Linked DNA regions of Homo sapiens: region 1 is linked to region 2. A link is a contact called in ENCODE Hi-C or POLR2A ChIA-PET data. All regions are on one chromosome and are shown on one strand. The core of a region is the stretch at or near the end of the contact, and the rest is flanking DNA. Distances in the headings are between cores, read along the strand shown. Region 1 overlaps RAPGEF4 (Rap guanine nucleotide exchange factor 4). Region 2 holds the start of MAP3K20 (mitogen-activated protein kinase kinase kinase 20).

Region 1 (4,582 bases), core at 1,790-4,289, 48 kb after region 2:
TTCTGTCCTCTTTCAATTAAAGATAAGATTTATGGCAAAAGCAACAAGCAGACATTTCAGAAAACAATACAATCTATGAGCAAACTTATGAAGTCATTCCCAGCAATGTGGGTCCTTCATGTTATACTTAGGAACTGGACTTATTTTTATTTACATTGCATATATCAAGAAGTAGACATCTCCTCATCTCCCCCACTCTCCATACACAAAAGGACAATATCTTTTAAAAATTCTCCCTCTGAGGCAACTGGAAAAAGGAGACAGGTCACCTCCCTCCAAGTGTCCCACCTTTCCCATTGTTATACTAGTGTGAGTGATATTTCTATTAAAAAGCTCACTGGTGAGCCTGTGTTTTTATTCCTAAGGCAAAAGTCACAGCTGGATCCTAGCTGAAGCTTACCTCCCACGTTAGTGCCAAGCGGCTCACAGCAACGTTACTTAGTCCCATGACGATGGCAAAAAAGGAATTCAGATTTTTATACTCCTTACAGCTGAAACACAGGAGATGCGTGTTTGAGTAAAATGTTACTTCTGTGTGAGATAAAAAAAATTAGAGTTCTATTTTCTGATAGTCATTAATATTTGTCAGGGCTCATTTATGAGAACAGGCAATGATAGATTTAATGTACTGTAAAAGTTCCACTTGGGTGACCATGTTCTGCTGTTTGATTTCTCACTGTGTTTTTAGAAAGTTGAAGACGTTAGCCATTGAGGTTTGGGATCTGAGAAGGAACTTAAAGACACCTACCTTAGGGGTTGTTATTATAATCCCAAACTTGCTAAAAGCCTTGTTGGACCGAGAGGGAAATATCTCATGGGGTAAGAAAAAAAGTGAAGTGCCCTTGGAGATTTCTAGACCTTTAGCCTGAAGGTGGATATCCTCCTCTGGCAGCTTGAGAGGGCACTAAGGGAGTCTCACAGCTGCAGCCACCATGGCTTCTACCTGCCATGCAAATGCTACTTGTTTGTTGAAAAATATCAACTTATAAGGTGTGATCTCTATAGGCTGGGCACTCAATCTCAAGGAATTTTAAAGCTGAGAAGTAACCTAAACAACTGACCAAGAAATAACCTTCTCTGTGTTTTACTGACATCAATGAAGCTGATCATTTTGAATCTGTACTTACGCCATTATTAGCTTTTATGAATATATGTTTGGGAATGAGACATGTGGAAAAAAACAGAAATTCTTATTAGAATGGTGATGTTTAACACAGGTACTTGGTTTAACCATTTTTTAGAAAGAGAAACCCCAAACTTCTTCATACCAGGTCCCTGAAAAGGGAAAGAATTCATTTTGCAATACGCATAAATCCTTCATCCTGAATCAATATGGTTATCGAAATTGACCATATCATAATGAAATCCTGTTTGGATTAACATTTTTGAAAAAGACTAAATTGTTGCATTTGCTACCCATTGCAAAGGTAGCAAAGAGTAATTCTTAAATTGTCTGTGTGGAGATGGAGAACATATTTCAGAGAAGCTAGTGTGTATGGTCCCACTGGTGAGAAAGCAAGTGAGGCCTTTGGTGTGCTGGGACAATGGGTCTGAGTTCAGGAGCTGAAGGTTATTTAGAAGACACCTGGGGCTAAAGGCAGGTATACAATCGCATCTATGTGTTTGCCTCTGTCCTTTATGTGATCTTGAAAGAACAAATGCAGGGCTGTAGACCTGCCTTTCTAGTCACTGCCTTGTTATCAGCTAACTTTATTACCCTATGTAAGTCATGAAATTTCTCTATGCCTCCACGAATGTAAACAGAGGAATAAGAACATCTGCTTCCACCAACTTCACACAGTTCTGGGCAGGCAAAGAGCTTAAAACAAATATGTTGAAGTTCTCTAAAAATATAAAGTAAAACAGATGCTACTGTCACGAGGTTTCAACCTCATTCTTGTAGATCTCGGATTTAAAAAGTCTACAGTCTTCTTCAGCTGGGCTGTGTAAATAGCTTCTCTACAGGACGGCAAATGTAGCACAGGGCTTAATAATGGTTAAATAACATAAACTAATTTATACTGAAGGCCAAGTCCACCTACTCATTCACCTAAACAGAAGGGAGAGGGATAAGAAAAGCAAAAATATATATATATAAAAAAAAGTCCTGGGTGTTCTGAAAGGCTCTCCCATGTTGCCTCTGTAAAATAACAGGATCAGGCCCCAAAAGATTTTCTGGCTTCCCACATTTGTGTGCAGATTGCCTCTCTCTTCTTGTTGCATTGGGCACTGCCAGGCTAAGGTGAAGAGAGAGAGTGTGCTTCTTCTAACGGGAAAGCACATCTTGTCATAGTTTCCATAATCAGCTCATTCCAAATATGTGAAGGCATTTGTCCCTTGCCATAAGGCTGTGCAGACTACCAGGGAAGTGGCTATACTCTGAACCAGAAATTCACAGGCACCATTTTACCAAGCCTTTCTTAAAATAGCCAGCTTTGCCATATTAACAGATAGCAGCTTTTGAATCCAAGGGATTTGGTATTCTATTGAACCCTCAAGTTGTTGGCAAATAATTCCAGGCATCTGGCAAACTGATATCTATAAAATGTCAAGCAGCCTTTACTTCTTTGTTTAGCCCAGGAAATCAAACTCCATGTTTGATTTTGGGTCAAGAAAATTGTCTAGCTGGGGTCACTTGTGCTCTCAGCCTTCCTGTGTGCTAGAGCTCCCTGCATTTAGAAAGGAAAGAAGTCTCACAGCCATAGGCCACATTTAGCATTTTATTTTTAGCACTGTGGTGATACCAAAAACATGGAAGTAAACAGGAGGTTGTCAGGCATATCTAAATAGCAGGAGAAGATTAAATTCATGTCAGGGAGAACTCTAACTGGCCCCTGTAGTAAAAAAATTGTTTCCCATGAAGTGCTGTTTAATAGAATATTTATAAGATAGATGCTTCTTTTTCTGATGTTTGTAGTGATGATTTTCATGTACCAGGTTAGCTCGCATGCATTTTACCGATTTAATTCTGTCTGGGCTGGATGTGCTGCTGTACATGCATGCTGCACTGCCCTCTACTGGTGAGAATGTGTCATGCTGGACATTGACTTCAAGATCTTTTCAACTGAACTTTCGAAGTATAAGGGAACTTGGTTTACGGAAGGAATTTTAAACTAAAGGAGGCAAAACCGTCTGAGTAGAAAGCAAAGAGCAAAGAGAGGTCACAACTTCGACTCCAGCATCAGTGCTGTAAAGAAGTTAATTTATCTATTGATGTTAAATGCTACAAAATATAGGAGAGATCCATTACAAGAGTTTGGTTATTCCTAAGACCCTGTGTTTGGCCCTCTAGCAGTTCCTAGATCCTGCTTTTCTTTTTAAGGTGTAGTCTAAGAAAACAAAATGAAAACACAGCTCAACATTTTTTTTTCTCTTTCCAAGCTAAATATACTTACTGGGCTGCTATCTTAATAAATTTTTTTAATAGCTGAACACGCTTGCTGAGCTGAGAACAAAGGCAGATCTCAGTGACGACCCAAAACTGAATTTCATTAAATCTCCTCAGGAACAAATCCAAGTTTGCTGTGGTCTTTTTAAAATTATGCCTTCCAAATGTGTGATAGATTAGCTCCAGCTAGAAAATAAAGGAAAACAATTTTGCTTATTTTTTTTTAAATCAAAACACCAGCAGGTTTCTCTATTTGTCAAGACAGTGTTTTACTGGTCAGCAAATGTGAAGTCAATCAGACTTGAAGGGCTTCCATGAGGTTTGTTAAATATATAAATATAAACTAGGTTTTACTGGCTTAATATACACAGGAAGACACGGCATACTGTAAAGATTTTTCTTTAATACTCAAAGGCTTTATAGCATGCTTTATTTATAAGCTCAGTATGCAAAAAAATGGTCATGTGGTTTCCATATTGTAGCACATATTAGCACTTACAAACTAAGCAATGCCAGCAGCCTTTATCCTTGCTATCTCAGCTACTAACACATCTGATCCTGCATCTTACCTCATGCACGCAGTTGAAGAGTTCCCAATCATAAATTGTCATCTGGTATGCTAAATCTTTGGAGCTCATCAGTTCAAAAGTTCCCACTGTTCCAACAGTTGGGCCTTCCTGTTCTGGTAAGGGAGTCTATGAATAATAATGCAAAAACATATCAGAAACTCAACACAGACAAGTATTTAGCACTAAAAGCTTTCAGGAGTTTCTGAGGGGAAAGGATTCTGGAGATGGACGCTTTCAGGAATATCTGGAAACTCTGAGGAGAGATGCCTCTGCTCGCAACGCTAGTTGCTTTAGTGTCGTCTGTAAGTCACCAATCATCATTACCATCAATTCCACTGACTGAAAAATGTGAACCGCGGCAAATAAGATTCAGTGAAGAGTGACCTGCAGAGGTTCTCTTCTCTCACACTCAGGCCTGGGAGGTCCCTGGAAACTCTTCTTTTCCCTGGTAAAAATGGAAGAAGTCCTGGGAGACCTTTTTTCTCCTATTTCTCACTGAAGCTGCTGTAAAGCAGGTAACGGCATGGCAGTTTGGGACGTTCATCCACAGTGCTACTTCCTGCTGCCGGTGGCCATGGTAACACTGCTGCCTCTCCATCTCTTGGGACACACTGCCTGGGGTCAT
Region 2 (4,488 bases), core at 1,399-3,898:
CACAGCTGGAACTCTGCTTATTTGTGTCTAGTGGGGCAAAGTTAATAGCTACCAAAAAACTAGCCTAAATCTTCCTTGCAGTAAGACCAAAAGGTGCCTTAACTGTTCCTACTACATTTAGATAGACAAGATACTCACCCTGTCAATCTGTCCTGGGTAGAATAAAATGGAAAACAAGTGATCTAAATTCATTTTTATTTCCAACATCTCAGGATACAGACATAGGGCTATCTTATTCCAAGAAGTATTATATCCCCACAAACATCTTTTTCCAGTTTAAACAAAAACAAAAACAAAACAAAAACAAAAAAACCACTGATTCTCTCCTCTCTTCTGAATCTACCACTTTCTAAAATAAACTGTCCATTTTGCTCTGTCACTCCACACTAATAGCTTCACCTTACATCTGACTTATTTTCATGAAAAGTTTTCAGTGTTTTCTCTGATGATTCGATTATTCACTCCACGCCCCCACAAACCTATTTATAATTTTGTAGCCCTATCAAAGTCAGTTTCACTGCTCATTCCAGATAGGCTCTGAGCCAATATATTGCCAATAACACTCACTCTTGTGCTAAGTTAAAATACACAGTGCAACTTGCCAAGTTTCCTTATTTGGCAAGAAGGCCCCTTAGTTCCCAAGATCTTTGACCATCCATTTTTAGATCCAAGTCCGAGTGTTTAATATTTGGATTTTTTTTTCTCTCTTTACTGTGTCCTTATATATTCCCTAAAAGATTAAGAAAAACGGATCAATCATCTATTTGCTTTTTTAGACAACGGAGAAAGTCCTTGCAATTGCATCATGGTCATTTACTCTGGAATTATTATCACTAAATTTTTTTATTTAAACAATATTTTGTAGTTAAAAAACTCCCCAAATAATCTCAAAAAGTTATAGTAGGAATTAAATTGTGATAGATTAAAATAAACAGTGCAGTGGTCCAAAAGACCATTTTTCTTTATCTTAATTCTGTTTTCCCAAACTAAATTCGTATTCATTTACAATCTCCTAAATCTCTCACTATAGTAGCAGGAATTTAAAACAAAGACTCTACAAATGACCATAACCATAATTAAAATGCAGCCATCACTTTTTTTTTTTTTTTTTTTTGGAAAATTGAAAAACAAGTGAAATTTCACTGTGGAGATAGGCCTACTACAAAGAGGACATTAACTAGCCTTGAATCACTTGTTTATTTTTGTCTTTAAACGTGTTTGGAGGTTTGGATCCACTAAATCCTAGCTGTTCATTTCAACGAAGGTCGAGGAAGCAAGAAGGCTCTTCCAAAACAGCTTCGGGGTTAAAGAAGGAGTACAGTTTTCAACAATCTTAAGTCAAACATCCTCAAATTCACTCTGTAAGACGATTCTCACACACCAGTATCGAGAGCTGCTTACTGTACCATACTTGGAATGGGCCCCTAAATTGTGTTGCTTTCATTATTACAGAAACTAACAAAAATAGTAATTAAGTTCCCCATAAACAGTACTTATGCGCGATCTCAAAGCGCATCAGAAACATAACATTTTCAGCGATCTAACAGAGATAACTTTTTAAAAAAATTTTTTAGGCAATCGGATGTCATCTAGCCAGTCCTGAATTAAAGTTTTCTGAAAGCTGTCATGGGCAAGCGAGGCCAGACGAGGCGACGGCCTGGGTAAGCACTTCTGGGCCTGGTGCAGGTCTGGGAGCCCACAAAAAGCCGCTGCCTGAGGGTCGCCAAAGGAGACATCCCCGGCTCCGGTGGGAGGAAAGGGGGAAGCCCGAGAGGGCGGGCGCTTCATGCTGCCCAAGCCCGGGGCAGGAAGGGCGGGGAGCGGTGGCTCTGGATACATTTACGCATGTTTTTAAAACTAATCTTTAGTGTTCATTGTTCCTGCTGGTTATTCGCATGGCCTAATTGTGTGAGGAAAACAGAATGAAGGAAAATGGATGGGAAGCAACACCGCTCGCGGTCGAGTTCTTAGAAAAGCAGAAGTTCGTCGTCCCTCCTCGCACGCACAGCGAGTGCTGGGAAGTGGCCTGCACCCTACCCTGATTTGGGGGCCTCGCGGTTCGCCTCCCGACAGTGCCCCAGTCACCCGCTGCTTGGCCGGCTCTGCTGCTCGCGGAGCCCCTGCCCGTGCCGCACGCCCGGGACCGCGAAAGCCGGGGCCGCTCCGGCCTGCGCCCGCGCCTCCAGGCGCCAACTTCTCCATGGGACCGGCCCGAACTCTCCCGAACCGCACTTGGCGGCGCCGCGGCCAAGGTCCCGCGAGGACTTCCCGGGCGCCGCGAACGCTCGCTCGCTCGCCCGCCCGCTCGCTCCGGCCGCCGCCGCCGGGCGGGCCCTGGGTCGGGGAGGGGAGCCCCGAGGAGCCTCCCGAGGCCGCCTAGACTCCCGGGCTCCGGCGGAGCCTCGGCCCCGAGACGCAGGGACGACTCGCGAGCGCGGCGGGCCTCGCCCCCTCCCTCCCCGCCCTCCGCGGGCTCCAGCCTGACCCCTACCTGGCTCCCGGGCGGGGCGTGAGCAGCAGCCGGGGGCGCGGAGGCCCCGCGCGCGACGAGGGCGGCGGGGGTTGGGACGACAGCGGCCCGCGCGGCTCCCACGTTTCCGCTGCAGTTAGGAGTTGAACATTCCGCCTCTCTGCACGGCGCCAATGAGGAAGACAGTCACGGCAACAGCACCACCTACCTCCCGGCGCGAAACGGCTGGGCCGCCCTCCCCTCACACGCGCGGGCGAGCGGGGCGTGGGGAAGGCGCTCGGGCCTCCCTGGCCTGCGCCCGGGGGGCACCATCCGCCCCGCGCCCCGGCACCCGCCGAGGCCCCCAGACACACCTGCCTTGCTGTGGGGGGAGGGCCGTGGGGGTGTTCCCCCTCGCCCCCAGCACCTTAACTCATCTTTTTGACAAATTAACACCACCTGCTACTCCTTCAACTCAGTCTTCAACAAACAGGCGCTGGGGACGCAAAGAAATAGAGGCTGTTTTGTGCCCCGCAAGAGTTAATTCTCTAGTTGGGAAAGGCACAAACGTAGAGATTTCTGGGAACATAGGTCTGAAGGCTGCCTCTCTAGAAAGATCAGTAGGTACCTCTGGAATTTTGAGGAGGGGCCGTGGTCTGCTGCTCTAGTTGCTAATTTTAACAGAGCAGAATTCAGAAGAGGAGCCAGAGTCCGTTACAGGCCTAAGCCAAAGGTGGAGGTGGGCGTTGGGAAGAAAAGAAATTTCTGATTGGGGAGGATGGTTCTGTGAAGGAAAAGTGAGAGGAGGTTGCAAGGGCATGGGCAACATTATTCAGGATTTTGAATTTGAATTTTATTATCCATGGACACTGGGAGCTGTGAAAAATTAGAATCAAAGGGGTGAAATGGGGGTTTGTGATTCTGTTTAAATGGTAATTTTGAGAGAGTAGTCCACAGTAGTTGTAGGTTGGGTTGCTAGGATGGAACCAGGATGAGTAGTAGATATTGTCACCACCCGGTTGTGGGATCATGAGGACCTGAGTTAGGATGTAGGAAATGGAATTAAAAAGAAGAAATGGGCTGGGCATGGTACCTGTAATCCCAGCACTTTGGGAGGCCAAGCTGAGAGGATTGCTTGAGACCTGGCTGGGTAACACAGTGAGACCTCATCTCCAAAAAAATCAGAAAATTAGCCTGATGTGGTGGCATACATCTATAGTCCCAGCTACTCGGGAGGCTGAGGTGGGAGAATCGCTTGAGCTGGGGAAGTCGAGGCTAAAGTGAACCACAGTCGCGCCACTGCACTCCAGCCTGGATGAAAGTGAGACTCTGTCTCAAAAAAAAAAAAAAAAAAAAAAAAAAAAAAAAAAGAAGAAATGGAATTGAGAGAAATATTAAACGTTTCAGCAAGAGGCCACAGAAATTGGTAACCCACAAGATTTAGAAGAGAAGAAGAAGAGAGATGATGCCAAGATCTCAGACCTGGATGACTGGAAGAATGATGGTGTCATTGACAAAAATAGGAATACGTGAAAGGGAAGCTGGCTTCATGTTGAGTTTGAGGTCATAGGAGTAAAAACAGGTAGAGATGCAGCAACTGAAATATGAAACTGAAATTCAGGAAAGAGGTCAAGAGTGAAATAGAAAATTTGTAAGTCATTCAATAGGTTAAAGATATGAAAGTTGAGGGATGAATGAGTAGAGGTTAAAAAACAATTTATTAGTCTGATTAATTTGCCCTTTGATAAGGACTGGAGATTTTAGCATTAATAAATTTTATTTTGGTAACTGAGAAATTAGAATTGATGAAAATTGCCATGCTAAAAAAATGTATAATGCAGGTCTAATAAAATAATTCAAATAATTCCATCCTATCCATTCAAGGAAAAACTAAGGCTCTTTAGCATAGACCCCAGGCATAGGAAGACTCCAGTCATTTTACCTTACCTTCAGAGGCACTTGTTTGTTTTGGAAAGGACCCTAGACTGAGAGTCAGAGAACCTGACTTCTGGTCTTAGAGCTACCAGTTATCAGCTAGA

The links. A loop is a pair of places that touch in the nucleus more often than their neighbours do. ChIA-PET counts read pairs that join two places held with the same protein, here RNA polymerase II (POLR2A). Pooled maps may share reads with other maps.
Region 1: a loop to region 2 is called in a map of heart left ventricle, with 6 times the contacts of the local background. The contact joins the enhancer-like site here to the promoter of MAP3K20 in region 2. A Hi-C loop is called at or near these places in 52 of 168 maps with a recorded cell type or tissue (A673, CD14-positive monocyte, Caco-2 and 25 more), 11 of 37 single-sample maps with no recorded cell type and 37 of 50 pooled maps. POLR2A ChIA-PET finds 5 or more read pairs at or near these places in 5 of 52 experiments (AG04450, BJ, MCF 10A and 2 more).

The regions. Positions count from the first base shown.
Region 1 is chr2:173,026,073-173,030,654 of GRCh38, reverse strand. RAPGEF4 (Rap guanine nucleotide exchange factor 4) reads right to left here. Exons shown (of 31, transcript NM_007023.4): 24 at 3,958-4,083; 25 at 3,396-3,574; 26 at 401-491. Among named protein-coding and RNA genes, the nearest start is that of MAP3K20, 47 kb to the left of the region's middle. Within about 2 kb of position 3,039, at least 16 of the 41 ENCODE cell types and tissues checked have a DNase peak (open chromatin) inside an H3K27ac peak, as active enhancers do; they include Panc1, ascending aorta, gastrocnemius medialis and 4 more, where a contact is called at or near this core.
Region 2 is chr2:173,074,006-173,078,493 of GRCh38, reverse strand. It overlaps MAP3K20 (mitogen-activated protein kinase kinase kinase 20), which reads right to left and starts at 2,648. Exons shown (of 20, transcript NM_016653.3): 1 at 2,492-2,648. RefSeq lists silencers at 2,084-2,823, 2,904-2,953.